2 separate regions of the Homo sapiens genome follow, and region 1 is linked to region 2. A link is a loop called in an ENCODE intact Hi-C map of the cell type or tissue named here. Cell type or tissue: endothelial cell of umbilical vein. All regions are shown on one strand. Links, peaks and the distances in the headings refer to the core of each region. The heading gives the core; the rest is flanking DNA. Region 1 has its middle 16 kb from the start of HHIPL1. Region 2 overlaps CCDC85C (coiled-coil domain containing 85C).

Evidence for each region. A loop is a pair of places that touch in the nucleus more often than their neighbours do. Peaks named below come from ENCODE experiments on the same cell type or tissue, not always from the same donor. Only the 100,000 strongest peaks of a DNase experiment are listed, where the experiment ranks them.
Region 1: a loop joins it to region 2, with 5 times the contacts of the local background. A loop is called at or near these places in 16 of 110 quality-filtered maps.

What each region holds. Positions count from the first base shown.
Region 1 is chr14:99,625,156-99,633,477 of GRCh38, forward strand. It overlaps a transcript of HHIPL1 not described here. Among named protein-coding and RNA genes, the nearest start is that of HHIPL1, 16 kb to the right of the region's middle. RefSeq lists an enhancer at 3,742-3,791. In endothelial cell of umbilical vein, for the core only: a CTCF peak has its summit at 3,862 (motif pointing left); a DNase peak (open chromatin) is centred at 3,866.
Region 2 is chr14:99,526,252-99,534,573 of GRCh38, forward strand. All of the region lies in intron 2 of CCDC85C (coiled-coil domain containing 85C), which reads right to left. Among named protein-coding and RNA genes, the nearest start is that of CCNK, 49 kb to the left of the region's middle. RefSeq lists enhancers at 3,357-3,879, 4,402-4,924, 4,925-5,445, 7,382-7,983. In endothelial cell of umbilical vein, for the core only: no CTCF peak of the experiment used is centred there; DNase peaks (open chromatin) are centred at 3,950 and 5,170; H3K27ac peaks cover 2,023 bases.

The sequences.
Region 1 (8,322 bases), core at 128-8,127, 99 kb after region 2:
GGCTTCGGCTTGGGCGCCATCCCAAGCCGGGTTGGCCAGAACTCTGCCTGTGCAGCCCCGCCCCCAGGCAAGCAGGAAACAATGCACCTGAGCAACCTCCTCCCATCTGCAGAGGAGGAAGCTAAGGTGTAGGGGGGTCAAGGCACTGGCCTAAGGTCCCACAGCCAAGGGGTGGCTGGGAGGTGCAATCAGGTCTGCCTGGCACAGAGTCTGGTCTCCTGACCACGATGCCAAACTGGTTATTATTGTCACCACAATAGAATACTAATAATAGTTGTCGTAATTATTATTATTGTGGAGGGCTGTTCTCCAGGCAGGCAGGTCTGGGTTGCTGCGTCACTGGGGCCAGGAGGCTGGCTAGTGCCCACAATGAGGCAGGGTCCTGTCCCAAACAGCACTAGGAGAATGCTGGAGATGGGAGGCTGAGCCCATCCTGCAGCCTGGGTCAGCAGCCTGGGGCCTCACCCCCACCCTCCATCCAATGCTGGGTGGCGGGCAGCCTCTCCAATGCCCATCTGCCCTGGAGGGCTCTGGTGATGGATACAGTGGAGATTCGTTGATATGAACATTAAACATTCAACCAGAGGCACTCACTGCTTTAATAAAACACAGCCCCCCATGCCAGCCAAGAACCCTGAGTTTCAAAGGTTCCTGCTCTTGCTGGTTAAAGTCTCCTGCATGGACCCTGGGCCTAGGCTGCCAGAGCCCAAAGCCTGGTGCTTGTGCCCACTCCTCGTGTGACCTTTGGCAAGACTCCCCACAAGTTGTTCTGTTTCCCCATCTGCATAACAGTGCAAAATTCAAAGTCGTTGTGAGGATGAAGTGAGCTAGCCCTGTGTCTGGCCCACATCCACACTAGATGAATGCCTGCATTGCTACCCCGTCAGGTGGGTGCAGCCAGAGGATCGGGCGGCCTGATGCTGGAGGAGTCACCGAGAGATGACTGTAGACTGACTTTGACGCTATGAGAATGGGTGGCCTCTCATGATGTAGTCAACGTGTGGCTGCTGTGGCTGTGACATTCCTGTGACCCCAGCAGGCATCTGCTCTGGGCTGGTGAAACCAGAATGCTTGCTGGCCATGGGGATACAGGTGTGTGTGGGTGTAGCGGGGTGTGTGTGTGTGTGTGTGTGTGTATGCATGTGTGATCCTCGGGGCTCTGAGACTGCAGGGAGCCTGCAAAACATGTTCCCAGCTTCCCTGCTCCCATCAGGATTCCAGCTGGATCTTGTTCTGCTCTGTCCTGCCAGCCCGGACTGTGGGAAAGATGTGGAAACTGCTCCGGACCCATTCCTGGCCTGCAGGACACGGCCCATCCAGCTACCTCCACTCTGGGCTTGGAGGTCAACGCCAAAGCCTGGAGGTCAGGGAGTCCAGTGCCTCTGTCAGCCCCAAGCTGGCCCTGTGAGCTCCCAACAGGATGGGTGCCCAGACTGCAGTTTGCCTGAAAGGGATGGCTCTGTAGACACAGGCCTGAGAAGGGCTGGGGTAATTTCTTTCTGCTCTCTGAGGCAGTATTCTAGGTCCTGGGGATCTGGGCATGGCCAGGATTCCTCTCTCCCTGATGTGTGCCCTGCATACTCTATGCCTAGGTGACACAACACAGGGCTCAGGGTCTAGCAGTGCCCAGCTCAGGTCTTCTGAAAGCTGGGCCTGCAGGCTCCTCTGCGCTCCCCTCTCCTGGCTCCCCGAATCTGTTCCTCCCCCCTCGAAGCATCCCAGCCACCCTGCAGAGCCTGATGCAGGGCTTATCCCTTGGGGAATATTGGGGCAGTGAGGGAGAGAGTAATATGTCACTGAATGGCTCAGGACAGGGGGAGCACCAGGGACTGTGTGTGACATGGAGTTAGTGCTCACCAAGACACTTGAGCCTGAGTCTGTCAGAGCCCAGAGCCAGAGCTCTCACTCATAATGCCACACCACCCCTTTCACCCATCCATCTATCCAGCTATCCATCCGTCCATCCATCCATCCACCCACCTACCCATCCATCCATCCACCTATCTGTCCCTGTATCCATTCATCTACTCTTCTATCTTCCCATCCATCCATCCATCCATCCATCCATCCATCCATCCATCCACTCACCCACCTACCTACCCATTCATCTATCCACCTATCTGTTCATCTATTCATCCATCTACTCTTCCATCTTCCCATCCATCTATCCATCCATCTGCCCATCCATCCATCCATCCATCCATCCATCCATCCGTCCATCCAACCATCCATCCATCTGTCCATTCATCTGCCCATCTACCTGCCCATCCATCTGTCCATCTATCCATCCATCCTTGTCTACATTTCTTCATTCAGTTCCCATCTCCTAAGCCCCTAGTGGTGCCACATTCTGTGCCAGGTGCCAGGGTGCCAGGGATGAATGAGGAGAGGTCATGATACTCATTCAGGCCGGAGAGACAAGTCTGGGCATTGTTTCAGTGGAGGATGGGGTAACAAGTGCTCTGGAAGGTCAGCCCAGGAAGCTGGGGCAACTGCAAGAGGCAGGAAAGTGTTGCTGAAGTCCAGGTAAGCTGGGCTTGGCCGGAGAACACACTGAGTTGCGGGGAGCACTGGAACAGGCCTTAAGAGCTGGAAAGGAAGTCACCAGGCAAAAAGGGGGACTGTCCAAGGCAGCCCAGACAGAGGCAGCAGGACACACAAATGCAGGATGAGAAAGGAACATTTGGAGATGACAAGTGGACAGAGCAGAGTCAGTGAGGTCAGGATGGGCTGGGAGGAGAAGAAGGCAGGAAAGGCCCCCGAGGAGGAAGGGCTGGAATGCATGGCCAACAATCTGCACCTGATTCTTTAGGCAGTGGGAGGGGCGGCTGTTAGGCAGGGAAGATGCATGATCAGTTTGGCAGTCCTAGAGGGGGATGGATTGGAGGGGGCAGGCCATGAGGGACTGCTGTGATGGGCTAGACGACCAGTGCTGGTGGGAGGACCGAGGCCCAGAGAGAGGTGAGACCTGCCAAGGTCCTAAAGTGAGTGCTCCCCAGGCAGGCAGGAGCCCAGGTCCCCAGGTAGCATGGCAAAGGGCCCAGATGCTGAGGCCATGGGACTGGATGGGGCAGGTGTGCTGTGGCTTTGTGTGGGGGCAGTCTCTTCCTTTCTGTCCTCTCTAAATGAAAACAACACCAACAGCCGGGGGCGGTGGCTCACGCCTGTCATCCCAGCTCTTTGTGAAGCCGAGACGGGTGAATCACCTGAGGTCAGGAGTTCGAGACCAGCCTGGCCAACAGGATGAAACCCCGTCTCTACTAAAAATACAAAAAATTAGCCAGGCCTGGTGGCGGGCATCTGTAATCCCAGCTACTTGGGAGGCTGAGGCAGGAGCATCACTTGAACCCAAGAGGCAGAGGTTGCAGTGAGTTGAGATCATGTCATTGCACCCGAGCCTGGGCAACAAGAGTGAAACTCCAACTCAAAAAAAAAAAAAAAGAAAAAAAGAAAAAAAAAGAAAACAACACCAACAAAGTTTGGTAAGCATGTATTTTCTTTCCTTTTCTGGGGAGGTAAGTGGGGGTCACAGGTGACCCCAGCTTCTTGTTCCCAAACCCCTGGACCCCTCCCCTCCTGAATGCTGGAGGTTGCACAGTCCAGTGGGTCCCTTCTAGCTTCCTGTGTGGCCTCAGCTCTCTTCCCCTCTCGGGCCTCAGTTTCCCTGTGGCTTCATAGAGCTAGCCATACCTGCTCTGCCCACTGTGAAGGGTGGCAGGAGGATGGAAGACGAGGTAGTGCTTCTGGAAATTCGAGATGCCAAGTCCAAGCCTAGGTGCCTCCCTGCCTCCGAGGAGCCTCCCCTGATGTCCTGGTCACCGCGGCGCTGTGCTGTGGCCACCAGCAAGACCGGCGGCACCAAGGGGCCCCCTAGCGGCCCGAGGAGTTGCTGCAGCCACCTGGGCCCAGCATGTCCTTCCCAGACACCCGCGGATGTAGGACCTTTCTTGGGGACCCAGATCACGTGCCAGGCACTGCGCTGGGTGCCAGGCCAGGGAAACACCATCTCCTGGCAGCCCTGTGAGGTGGGCCTTTCCCCACCTTATACCTGTGCACACCTCCAGGGGACTGTTTCATATCATCAGGCTGCTGGACAGCCACAGGCTGGACTATGCCGCTGAAAATCAGTGAAATAAACAAGAGGCAGAACATACATAAAAAAAACATGAATATGTATTTATCTTAAAAATAAAGACTGAGTCTGCTGGCACAGGCATGGGCTCTCTCTGGAAGATTACATAAGAGACTGGCATCACGCAGGGTTTTCTGGAAGGCTACCTGGGAGGCGGGGGCAGGGGCGTAGGCACAGGGTAGGAGGGACCCGTGTTCACTGAATTTCGTTTTAGACTTCCTGATTTTTTTTTTTAATGGAGTCTCTGTCGCCCAGGCTGGAGTGCAGTGGCACAATCTTGGCTCACTGCAACCTCCACCTCCTGGGTTCAAGTGATTCTCCTGCCTCAGCCTCCCAAGTAGCTGGGATTACAGGTGCGTGCCACCACGCCCGGCTAATTTTTTTTTTTGTATTTTAGTACAGACAAGGTTTCACCATGTTGGCCAGGCTGGTCTCGAACTCTTGACCTCAGGTGATCTGCCCGCCTCAGCCTCCCGAAGTGCTGGGATTACAGGCGTAAGCCACCGCGCCCAGCCCTTTCTGATTTTTGAACTATATAGAAGTATTGTCTATACTTAAAAATACACTAAAGATTTAAGAAGTCATAGACTCATAGGCTCAGGGACAGAAAGCAGCCTGAAAGTGTTCTCATTTTCCCTTCAGTTACAGCAGAACTGACAGGAGGCCGCTTGACAACTATTTACTTGCCTGCCTCCAGTGATGGGGTGCTCATCCCTTAAGTGGCCAATTCCCAGTGTAGAAAAACTCTCTCTCTATGAGTGGAGATGCATTGCCCTGGTTTCTACCCACTTCCTCAGATAACCATGTGGGAGTCTGTAGGAAAGCTAGTATTGGCTGAGCCTCCACTGTGTGCCAGTCAGTGGCTATGGATTCAGCCCCGGAGGAGCTCAGAATCCAATTTCTGGGATCTCAGCATTGGGCAGGGCACTGAGGCCATTTGGTAGAAGCTGCAGCCAATGCAGGACCTGCCCCATCGCACACCGGGCAGGCGGTGGTTAATAACAAGGGAGAGGAAGCCCCTGGTCCATCTGCAGTCCCTGTCATTCCATCGCGTTTCATCATCTGACTCCGCCTCCTCTGTCAGCCTTTACAGAAAGGCCTTGGCCTCCAAGGTGTGGTACTCACACCCTTACACTGGGTGCTCTCATTGGCTGCATCTGACTGGGCCTCAGCCAGCCTAGATTCCAGCTCAGCATCCCTGAGCCTCAGTTTTCTCATCTATAAGATGGGGGTTAATAACAGTACTCACCCAGGAAGCGGCTAGGAGGAGCAAGTGGGACGATGGTGATAGGCATTGTGGGGTGTGGAGGGAGCCCAAGAGGTGACGGAGGGGAAGGGTCCACCGCCGAAGGCCGCTGCCAGCACATAGCATGTGGGTCTCAGGAACAGGACATGCGGCCTCCCGGTCACACAGACTCTGTTAGTTTGCTAGGGCTGCTACGCCTGCAGACTTTGATTCCCTTGCCATTCTGGAGGTTGGAAGTCCGAGATCGAGGTGTCTGCAGCAGCCTTCCTTCTGAGGCTACAAAGTCGATATTCTGTCCCCTGTCTCTCTCCTGGCCTATGGGGGCTGCTGGCAATCCTGGTGTTCCTGGGCTTGTGGAAGCATCACTGGATCTCCGCTTTCCCCTGCATGTGGCCTTCTCCCTGCACGCATGTCCTCTGTCCAAATGTCCCCTTCTGATAAGACCCCAAATCCTACTGGATAAGGATGCACTCTAATGACCTCAGCTTCACTAATTCCATCTGCAGTGGCTCCATTTTCTTTCTTTCTTTCTTTCTTTCTTTCTTTCTTTCTTTCTTTCTTTCTTTCTTTCTTTCTCTCTCTTTCTTTCTTTCTTTTTTTTTTTGACAGAGTCTTGCTGTGTCACCCAGGCTGGAGTGCAGTCAACCTCTGCCTCCTGGATTCAAGGAATTCTCCTACCTCAGCCCCCAGAGTAGCTGGATTACAGGCATGTGCCACCATACCCGGCTAAGTTTTGTATTTTTGCCAGGCTGGTCTTGAACTCCTGACCTCAGGTAATCTGCCCACCTCAGCCTCCCAAAGTGCTGGGATTACAGGCGTGAGCCACCGCGCCCGGCCTGGTTCCATTTTCAAATACGGTCACCTTCTGGGGTACTGGAGTTAGGGCTTCCACATATGAACTTGGGGGAGACACAGTTCAGCCCGTAACTGATCCCCTACAGTCCTGGCCCCAACACCACTCAGACATGGGAGTCACTTTTGCTTTCTGGGCCTCATTTCCTTGTGTGGACACTGGGTACACACACGTGGGGTTGGACTAGGCATGATCTGAGGGTCCTTTCTGCTCAGAATTTATAGGGACCCTCTGTGACTTCTGGCTCTTGAGATGGAGTCTCGCTCTATCACCTAGGCTAGAGTGCAGTGGTGCAATCTCTGGTCACTGCAACCTTTGCTTCCTGGTTCAAGCAATTCTCCTGCCTCAGCCTCCTGAGTAGCTGGGATTACATGTGTGCGCCACCATGCCCAGCCTTCAACTCTGCCCTATCCCGCCCTCAACTCTGCCTTCCCTATGGTCCAGAGAGATCGCTCCTGCCGTGGGCCTTGACTGTCCTACTGGCCAAAGTGCCCTGGAGCCCCTCCTTTGGCTCTAAGCCCATGCCCCAGACATCCTGGGATGAGGGGTGGGGCTCTAAGCAGAAGGCCAGCCCAGGAGGATTCCCTTGGGATGGGGGCCTGGGACAGAGCCTGGGAGCGAGGCTGGGAGTGGACATGGGGCAGGGCCAGTGGGGGTGAGACCAGCAACACCACTAGCATCTGGCCCATCTACCAGGCACAGCCTGACCTATGTTTTAGGTCTTGCACTAGAGTCTCTGTCATCCGTCTGCAACTGCTGACCCCAGGTAGAGGCAGGCAGAAAGAACAGGAGTAGCTTTGCACACAGGTGCAGGTGCCTGTGTGTTTGAGAATCCCGAACTCTTGCATTGGGGTAGATCTTAAACATTATCCAGGCCCTAGCAGGAATCTTCTTACCTGCACTCTCAGAGGTATCTTTGCAGCCTCTACTGACTTACCTCTGAGGACAGGGAGCTCACTCCCTCTGGGGGAAACCCAATCCCTGTTCATTAGACTGAACTGAAACCCTGTTTCTGTGGGCCCCAGTTCCATTCTCTGGGCTTCACAGGGCAGGGCTGCTTCCTCCTCTCCGCTGAGAACATCCAGTCCTCATCCCATCCCATCCCACATCTCCTCCTACCTCTAAATAGGCTCCCATTTGACCTTATCACCAAGTGGTTCTGAGTAGCCAAGCTCTGAGCAGGCTATCACTTCCCTTTTTCTGAGTGTTAGATCTCTATTAATGCAGCCAGGACCACAGTGGCGTTTGGGTGACTGCATCACCCCCAACTCTTCTCGGACTTGCTCACAGGTGTTGCTCCAAGACCTGCCTCCTGCGCTGTGCTGTACAGGCAAGCGTTAAGACTGAAGTCTCTCCCTTTGTGTCTGCATCGTGGTGCACTGGCCATCACCTCAGCCTATCACGTCCTTTGGAGGCCTAAGTCAGTCATGCGATTTCTTCTCTTGCCAGCCTCAGGCTATTTCAAACCCACATTATGGATAAATTGGTGTGTGTGTGAGAGAGAGAGAGAGAGAAACAGAGAGATAGACTATTTGCATGTATGGATGGGGGAGTGAGGAGGGGATAGAGGGAGGGTCCTATCTGAGGCCTCATGGAGCTGAGACTCAGACCCATCTGGGCGAGTCTGGCCAAGTGGTGAGTGGGTGGGCTGGGTGGGTGGATTCATGTGAGAGACAGAGGCGCCTCCCAGGGACAGGAGAGACACACAGGAAGGCGAGAAGCCCAGCATACTGGGGAAGGCAGCTGCCATTCAAACTACTCCTCAATCAGCCCCAACTGAGACATGGCTGAAGCTAGGCTGGGGGAAAGGTGGATCCTGACAGAGCCACCCCAGGGAACCCCTGCAAGACCCTGCAGCCCAGAAGGTCACCCCCAGGGGAGGGTGCGCCAACCCCTGCACACCTTTGCCTTTCTGCCTTGTGGTTTCAGCTGCAGCCTCGGGGAAGCCAGGTTGACAGGCACTGTGGGGACACCCAGGAGAGAGTCTGTGATGCCTGGCAGACCCCCACAGAGGAACTGAGCAGAGCTGTTTGTGACACATGCCTCCCTGGGGACCCCAGAGCCATGTCACAGCCCATGGAGTGTGGGCCC
Region 2 (8,322 bases), core at 207-8,206:
CCTACATCCACCCTCAGAGCAATGGGAACCTGGGCAGGAAAAAGCCACATGAGCCCAGGCCCCGTGCAGCTCCTGCAGGCACTAACAATGCCTCTGCCCTGAGCGTGTGCTAAGATGGTCTCCAGGTCCCCGTGGTCACTGTGCAGTCCCCAGGCTGGGATGGGAGCCAGGTTGGAGGACAGGGAGCTGGAGAGAGCTCCTTCCAGTTCACATTTCCCACCAATCCCACTCCCACAGATAAGCCATCATCCCAGGGGCTACGGAGGCGAGAGGTGAGACCCAGGGAGCAAGGCCACGGCCCAGTGACCACCCCGTCCCCAAGACCTGGCGACCTCCCTCCAGGAAGAGGAAGTGGGGGCAAGGCCAGGGCCCAGGGAACACCCCGTCCCCAAGACCTGGCGACCTCCCTCCAGGAAGACGAAGCACTGTGGGAGCTCCCAGGGTTGGTCAGTGATGCGTAATCAATGGTCTGGGTGCCGAGTAATAAACGCAGGGCCTCAGTGGCCTATCAGGCTGACACCTCCACCCAGGAAGTGCTGGAAGACAGTGCACCCTCAGCTGGCTGGGCTGGGGGACCCACCTGGAAGCAGAGGCTCGAATGCGTGACTTGGGGAGACCATTCTCCCACCAGGGGCCCCAGCAGCTCCAGGGGCAGCTGGGGCCACAGACTAGCCTGGGCTCCACTGTCCGGCCCCAAACTAAAGCCCACCGAGATCCAGCTGTCATCCGTCTCGGAGATCCTCAGAGGGAGAGTGCAGAGAAAGCAGGGAGGATGCAGGACAGGGCAGGGGTCAGGGCTGTGCAGCGTAGCACAGAGGCCTCCACAGAAGACAGGCCTCAACTTGACCCCACGGGAACTGCACCAGAGTTGTTCCCACGAGGGCACGCAGGAGGTTTGTGTCCACACGTCCGTCAGTCATGCCTGTGGGCTGCTCTGGAAGGGGAGGTAGACTTGGCACTGTGTAATGACGTTGTTGGTTTATCGTCTGTCTGCATGGCTGGACAGGTGTGGTTCACCTCCCAGCCCAAGCCCAGGGCTGGCACACAGTTGGTCACTGGTTCTCAAATGGGGGTGATGCCCCCAGAGGACAACTCGCAGTGTCTACAGACACTTTTTAGTGTCAGCTCGGGCATGGGGTGGAAGACCCCCGGAGGGTAATGCGGGGCAGGTATTCTGGGGCGGGCAGTCTCAGGACGGGGAGAAGGGGACAGAAATGAAACCATGTGGAGACCTGAGAGCTGGCAGGAGAGTGGCCAGTGCCTAAAGGGCCTGGCTCCACGGGTCTCGAGGCTGGGCACAGGTGGGAGCTGAGTTCACCCAGCAGCTCCCCAGTCCCAGGCCCTGTCCAGCAGGGATCTGGCTGCAGCCCAGGGTGCCTGGCATGGTGACTCATGCTGACCCTCAGAACTGTGCAACCCACGCAGAACCCTCAGCCCAGTGCCCACCCAGCTCAGCAGCCCTGGAGACCTCCCTCAAGGACCCAGGCAGCTTCCCACCGGGAGCCACAGCTGGGTGGGCATGTGGGCCCCAGCCTCGTCTCCACTAACTCATGCAGACTTGCAAGCCTCTTCTCCCTCCGTGCACTGCAGGTGTCTCACTTCAAAGTGGGGATTAGCACCAGCCCTGCCGCCCTGCAGAGGCGGGAGGACCCCGGGCACCTGGGCAAGGTGCGTGAGAAGGGGCTCACACCACGGAGAGCCCTCGGGGGCGGTCGCTGCATCACTGTCTTGCTATTATTTTGCAAAACTGGAAGTTTCGCCAGTAATGCCAGCTCGAGGAGAGGGCAGATCCCAAGAAGACTCTAAAGGCAGGGCCAGCGCAGCCTGGGAAGGAAGTGCTCCCAGGAAAGAACGGGAGGGTGCTGGGGAGTAGGGGACAGAGCACACAGCAGCGCACAGCACACAAAGCAGCCTCCCGACCCCCACAAACACCACTGCAAACACGCCTCCCACCAGGCAGCTCTACCTGAAGCCAGCTTCTCGGGCGGCCGTAGGGGCGGGGCAGCTAGAAGGAAGGAGAACAGTGTCACCCAGTAAATGCCAACCATGCCCATCACTCTGCCCAGTGCCTTCCCTGGACATCTATTAGCCCAAAGCCACCAGGACCTCAGCTGAGCCGGAGTGGTTTTCCCACACCGAAGGCCAGGGTTGGGGCTCGCCAAGGCGACTCCAGGAGCTCCACGTCTTCAGAAACTCCAGATTCACAAGGACTCACTGAAGACCTGCCATGTGCCCGGCACTGGGTCCCTAGGAGCACCCACCACCCCCCATAGCCCACCCCAAAACTCACACCAGGGTGGAGCCACCCCAAGTGCCCTGCTACCCTCCCAGGGAAAAGCAAACCTTTGAGAAGCCCTGGGATGGGGTGCCCCGGCCTAGAGGCACCCCAAGATCCCAGCAGCTCAGAGAGGCCAGGTGGGGGATGCACGCCCTATCTGGCCCCCTGTTCTAGCCTCAAGGCAAAGATGACCTGCAAGGTCGCCCACAAGAGCTACACAGTCATACCAACTGGATTTACTTTCTTTTTCTTCTTTAATTTTGAGAGAACTCATTTGTAGGGGGGAACAACACACACTGGGGCGTGTTAGGGGGACGAGGGGAGGGAGAGCATCAGGAAGAAGAGCTAATGCATGCTGGGCTTATTACCTAGGCCATGGGCTGATCTGTGCAGCAAACTACCACGGCACACGTGTACTCATGTAACAAACCTGCATGTCCTGCACATGTACCCAGGAACTTAAAACAAAAGTTGATAGGGAAAAAAAAGGAAAATAAAAAAAGAACAAGGGGGCTGCCGCTTCAGCTGGGGGTCCAGAGACATATTCCCAATCTGCACTCAGATCAGGCGGTAGAGATGAAGGTGCGGCCATGTGTGGCTGATGTCACTTACCCATGGCTGGCACTGCTCCTCCCTTGGTCCCCATGTCATTTCACACCCGAAATCCCATTTTTCAAACTCACGTGTATGTGCCATTCAGGGTAACAGGCAGACCAGTCTTGTCCACCACGCAGACCATCCCTCCCTTCCCAGGTCCCTCTGCAGGCCCATTACTTGTTCCAGTGAGGTAAGTGAGGGACAGGCCTGTGGGAGCTTTGAGGTGTGCAGTTTTGTGTGTGTGTGTGTGTGTTTTGTTTCTTTTGTTTTTTTGTTTTGTTTTATTTTGTTTTTGAGATGAAGTTTCACTCTGTCACCCAGGCTGGAGTGCAGTGCTGCAATCTCGGCTTGCTGCAACCTCTGCCTCCAGGTTTCAAGCAATTCTCCTGCCTCAGCCTCCCAAGCAGCTGGGATTACAGGTGCCGGCCACCATGCCCAGCTAATTTTTGTATTTTTTAGTAGAGACGAGGTTTCACCATGTTGGCCAGGCTGGTCTTGAACTTCTGATCTCAGGTGACCTGCCAGCCTTGGCCTCCCAAAGTGCCGGGATTACAGGCGTGAGCCACTGCGCCCAGCTGAGGGGTGCGGATTTGCAAAACCAAATCCTACCTTGGCTGAGTAAGCCAGAGCAGCTCCTCAACTTTCTGGGCCTCTGTTTGTTTGCACATAAACTGGCATCAGGCGGAGGCTGGCGGAGGCTATGGCTGGCCCACAATGGACAGGAAAGATCACGGTGGTTAACCCGCCACCCTTACCGCCAACCGCCCGACTCCCAGTCCTTCCCACAATTTGCCTTTTCATCCTCTGAACAATGTATGTGTCAGACACCATTAGTGTCCCCATTTTGCAGAGGGGGAAACTGAGGTGCAGAGAGGTTAAGCGACCTGTTCAGTGCCACTCTGCTGGCAGGTGGCACTAGTGAGACTTGAACCAGGCCCTCTGGCACTGGCATCCTGCACTTGGCCTGTCAGCCCTGGTGACTCTCCCCCAGCATCTGGCTCACGGTGGACACTCCTTACACTGCTGGTGCTAGGGCACGGAGGTGGAATTTCCTGTCTCCATTCTGCCCACATTGCGAGACTGACCATCTGTTCATTGGCTGGAAGGCTGGAAAGAGGGGGTTTCCTCCCTGGGCAAGGGAGAGGCCAAACTGACTCTGAGGTTCAACTAAGGAAGCGTTTAAAGTCCTCCAGAGACCCAAAGACTACACTGCCTATGACAGAGGTGATACGGTATGGCGGCCAACCCAAGATGCCAAACACACAGGGCAGGGAAGGGCTTGGAGCCTGCTACCAAGGCATGGAAACGCTGACCAACAGAGATGCCCACGTGGACCACCGCGACGCCAGCATCTCCGGAGGAACCCGGGCTCAGGACAGCCCATCCTCCTAGGGACACAGAACTGAAGCGTTGGCCATGGATTCAGACAGCAGCAGATCGATCCCCTCTTCCCCGCCCCTTGAAGGGCTCAGAACTCAAAGGACAAAGAGCAGCGGTTCCTTGGGGATGGGCCAGGCCCAAGGGACAGCAGAGGGCACATGGTCAGCCAGACCTCGAAAGATCCCAGGCCCTTGGGACCGCCTGGGGTGCTTCCCAGGGGCCACATCACACTGCGCTGGGCATCACCTCCCAGGTGAGGACACTGAGACTCTGGGAGAGAGAGGATTTCACCTGAAGCCACACAGCAGGTGAGCGCTGGGGCGGGGGCTATTGGAGTTTACAGGGAGAAGAGCCTGTCTACAAGCTGAGGAGAGAGGCCTCAGAAGGAGCCAGCCCTGCTGATGCCTTGATCTCAGACTTCCAACCTCCAGGACTGTAAGGAAATAAATTTCTGTGGTTTAAGTCCCCCAGTCTGTGCAACTCTGTTATGGCAGCCCTACCAGACGAATACAACATCCATGTCAGGAAATCCACCTTCATCCAGACCTCAGTTTCCCCATCTGTGCCTAGTGTGAATTCTGGGTCTCTTTCAGCAGCCCTTTGGTACGTGGCAGGCCAGGGGAGAGGTGGGCACAGCGTGGGGGAAGAGGGGAGAGGAGGAGGGTGGGCTGGGGGCCCTTCAGTCACCAGCCCAGACCCCAGCCTCGCTCCCCAAGCTGGCCCTCTGGTCTAGGGAGAGAGAATATCAGGAGAGCTCCCTGCTCTTTTGTAAAGCTGGCTTTTTTGGCGCACAATGGAGTCTTCATTTATCAGCCCAGCAGGGGAGTTAACGAGAGGCCCCAGCGTCAATTACAGCCGCCCCCAGCCCAGCCCGGCTGGGCACAGAGAATCCACAGGAAAAATAAGAATGCACACGGAGTCTTGAGATGAATCATCGTGGAGGAAGCAGCTGTGTTGATGAAATTTTAAAGCCAACATGAGAAAGAAAATACGAACAGCAATACAGTAATTGAGTCTGTGAACATGCTGGCACATTTTTAATTAAACCTATTTTGGAGTTAAATAGAGGCCATGGGTGGGGGGGGGGGTGGGACCGCGGGGAGTAGGAATCCAGGGAGGCTCCCTACCCTCCCACCCAAACCCCAAAGCCACGTCACCTTATGCTATTCCAGAGAAGAGCATTCCTCTCTCCTGCTTTTCACCAACAGGAAGAGTCCCTGCTTTGCGCAGAGGTGGGGGTTTCTGTACAACTTGATTTCCCTGACAAGATTTAAATGCCAGAATCACAGAATCTCACGAGCCAGAGTCCATGAGGCTTAGGACAGCATCTCATTCAAGGCTGTGAACTCTTTCTTCAAGATTCCCAAACATAGTCACCCAGCCATCTCTTGATTATCTCCAAAGATGGTACCCTCACTACCTGCTGAAGCCCTCCCTTGGTTAAGTGGGCCTTCCTTATTCTGAGCAAGAACAGCCTCCCCTCTTGGCCGTGGAGACTGGACAGGGATCAGCCACAGGCTCCCCAAGACACATCCACCCAGTTCAACCATGCTGAGCACTGGAGACACCAATGTGGCCACTCAGACCCTGCAGCCCTGTCCTGGAGAAGATGACAGTCCCACAGGGGTGGGGGCCAGGATCCACAAGGGTGGGTCATGACACCCTATCAGCAAAGGTGGGCAGCCCAGGGACTGAGAGAGCTCAGGGCAAGCACCAGGCCACCTGTGGGTAGTCAGGGAGGGCTGCAGACAGGAGGCCAGGAGGATGGAGACTAAGTAAACCCCATCTTCCTGGCGCCTCCCTGAGAATGGGGCCACCACTTTCCTCACAGGCAGTGCCCTGCCACGAGCTCTCTTCACCTCCCCTATCCTCCAGGGGCCTCTCTGTGCATGTGGGTCCTGCGGGCTGGGCAAGGTGGTGGTCAGGCAGGAACAAGGGTGAGACTGGCCTGCCAGCCCTGCATCCCCAGGGCCACATACATAGTAGGTGGTCAGTTAAACACTGAGTGAATGAGTGCCCACTTCTCAGATGAGCAAACACAGGTCTGGGAGAGAAAGTGGCTCAAGGATCCCCAAAAAGCTGGCGCCACTGAAGCTGCCCCAGGAATCCAAAGGCAGGCTTGGGACCCACTGCTGCCGAGAGCCAAGGGCCCCTCCCTCACCCCGTCTCTCTGTCTCTCTCTCTCCTGCATGGCTCAGAACAGCAGTGCCTTCCTCCATGGCCAGCAGGAACCCCACCCATGATCCCAGCTCCTCTGGTTCTTCTTCTTCTTCTTCTTTTTTTTTTTTTTTTTGAGGTGGAGTCTCACTCTGTTTCCCGGGTTGGAGTGCAGTGGGGCAATCTCGGCTCACTGCAACCTCCGCCTCCCAGGTTTGAGCAATTCTCCTACCTCAGCCTCCCAAGTAGCTGGGATTACAGGCACGTGCCACCCTGCAAGGCTAATTTTTGTATTTTTAGTAGAGACGAGGTTTTGCTGTGTTGCCCAGGCTGATCTCAAATTCCTGACCTCAAGTGATCCGCCCACCTCAGCCTCCCAAAGTGCTGGGGTTACAGGTGTGAGCCACCACACCCAGCCGTGGCTCCTCTGGTTCTGCTGATGCCATGGGCTCTGGGGATGCCACCAGCTCCTGGAGCCTTTGTTATGAGGTTCAGGGGCCTCCACTGCAGCATGGGGACAGGGCACCGGGGCCAAGGCCCCAGCAGCATACGGCTGCCTCCTTTCAGGGTACTGGGTATGGCCCTGACAACACTTGCTGGGAGCCCCAGGGCAAGACCTCTGCCTGCTGCAGAGTCCATGCTGAGAAAGCAGCTAGGGATGGGCCCTGGGTGCCCTCCTGCCACACCACACAGAGATACAAGCTCCTTCAGCGACCACTCCAGCAGCATGGCTTGACTGGGCATCATTTGGTGAGAAAGCAAATTTCTGCTAAAGAAACAAAATACTTTGAACCCTTTCTGCACTGGATGATCTCTGAATTCCGCGCCCTGGTTGTATGTAACAACAAGCAGGCAACAGTGGGTTTCTGTCCCTAAATTCCAGTCCAACTGCCTGCAGCCAGCAAGCCTGTGTCCAGGCAAGGGTCAGCAGCTCCCCAGCCATCAGGATCTGATGTCGGTGCCCTGCAGACCTGGCCCACGGATGAGGATGTGAACAGAGCCCTGCTGCTACCCCCAGGGAGCTGGTGGGAGCAGGCCTGGGGAGGAAGAGGTCCCTGGGCAGAGCCAGCCCGTCCATCCTTGAGGCTCAAGGCTGAAGCTCCCATCTACCTCCACCTGTGCACAGGTGGGTGCAGGGCAGGTGGACACAGGTTATGGTGGAGGGCCCCCTGTGAGACCGGGGGGCACCCCAGGAAGGAAGGCAGGAAGAAGGGCTGCTCCTCCACAGCCCGCTTGGGCGCAGGTTTTCTGCAAGTCCGTGGTCAGGAACTGGGGTGTATTTTTCCAGTGGGACACTGTGGCCTGCAGGGGCCAAGGGATCAGGGACACTCCTGTCCTTATGGAAACAGGACCATGAGCTGCTCTCTGGTTGGACCGCAGAACACATTTCTCATAGAAATAACACTGCAGGGCCGGGCGTGGTGGCTCACACCTGTAATCCCAGCACTTTGGGAGCCTGATGTGAGAGGATCACCTGAGGTCGGGAGTTCGAGACCAGCCTGACCAACATGGTGAAACCCTGTCTCTACTAAAAATACAAAACTAGCCAGGCGTGGTGGCTCATGCCTGTAGTCCCAGCTACTCAGGAGGCTGAGGCAGGAGAATTGCTTGAACCCGGGAGACAGAGGGTTGTGGTGAGCTGAGATCACGCCATTGTAATCCAGCCTGGGCAACAAGAGCTAAATTCCATCTCAAAAAAAAAAAAAGAAAGAAAGAACACTGCAAACAGCATCCCAAATTCAGAGCTGGAGCTTCCAACCCACTTCTCCACAGGAACAATGAGACAAAGAAACTCCAGATCAGGGCAGACGCGTGAGGTCACTGACCCGGGGGCCCGAGCTTCAGCCACCAGAGCATGGTCCTGGCCCTTGCTCTGCAGAGCAGTAGCCCCTGCCACCACCCAGAGGCAG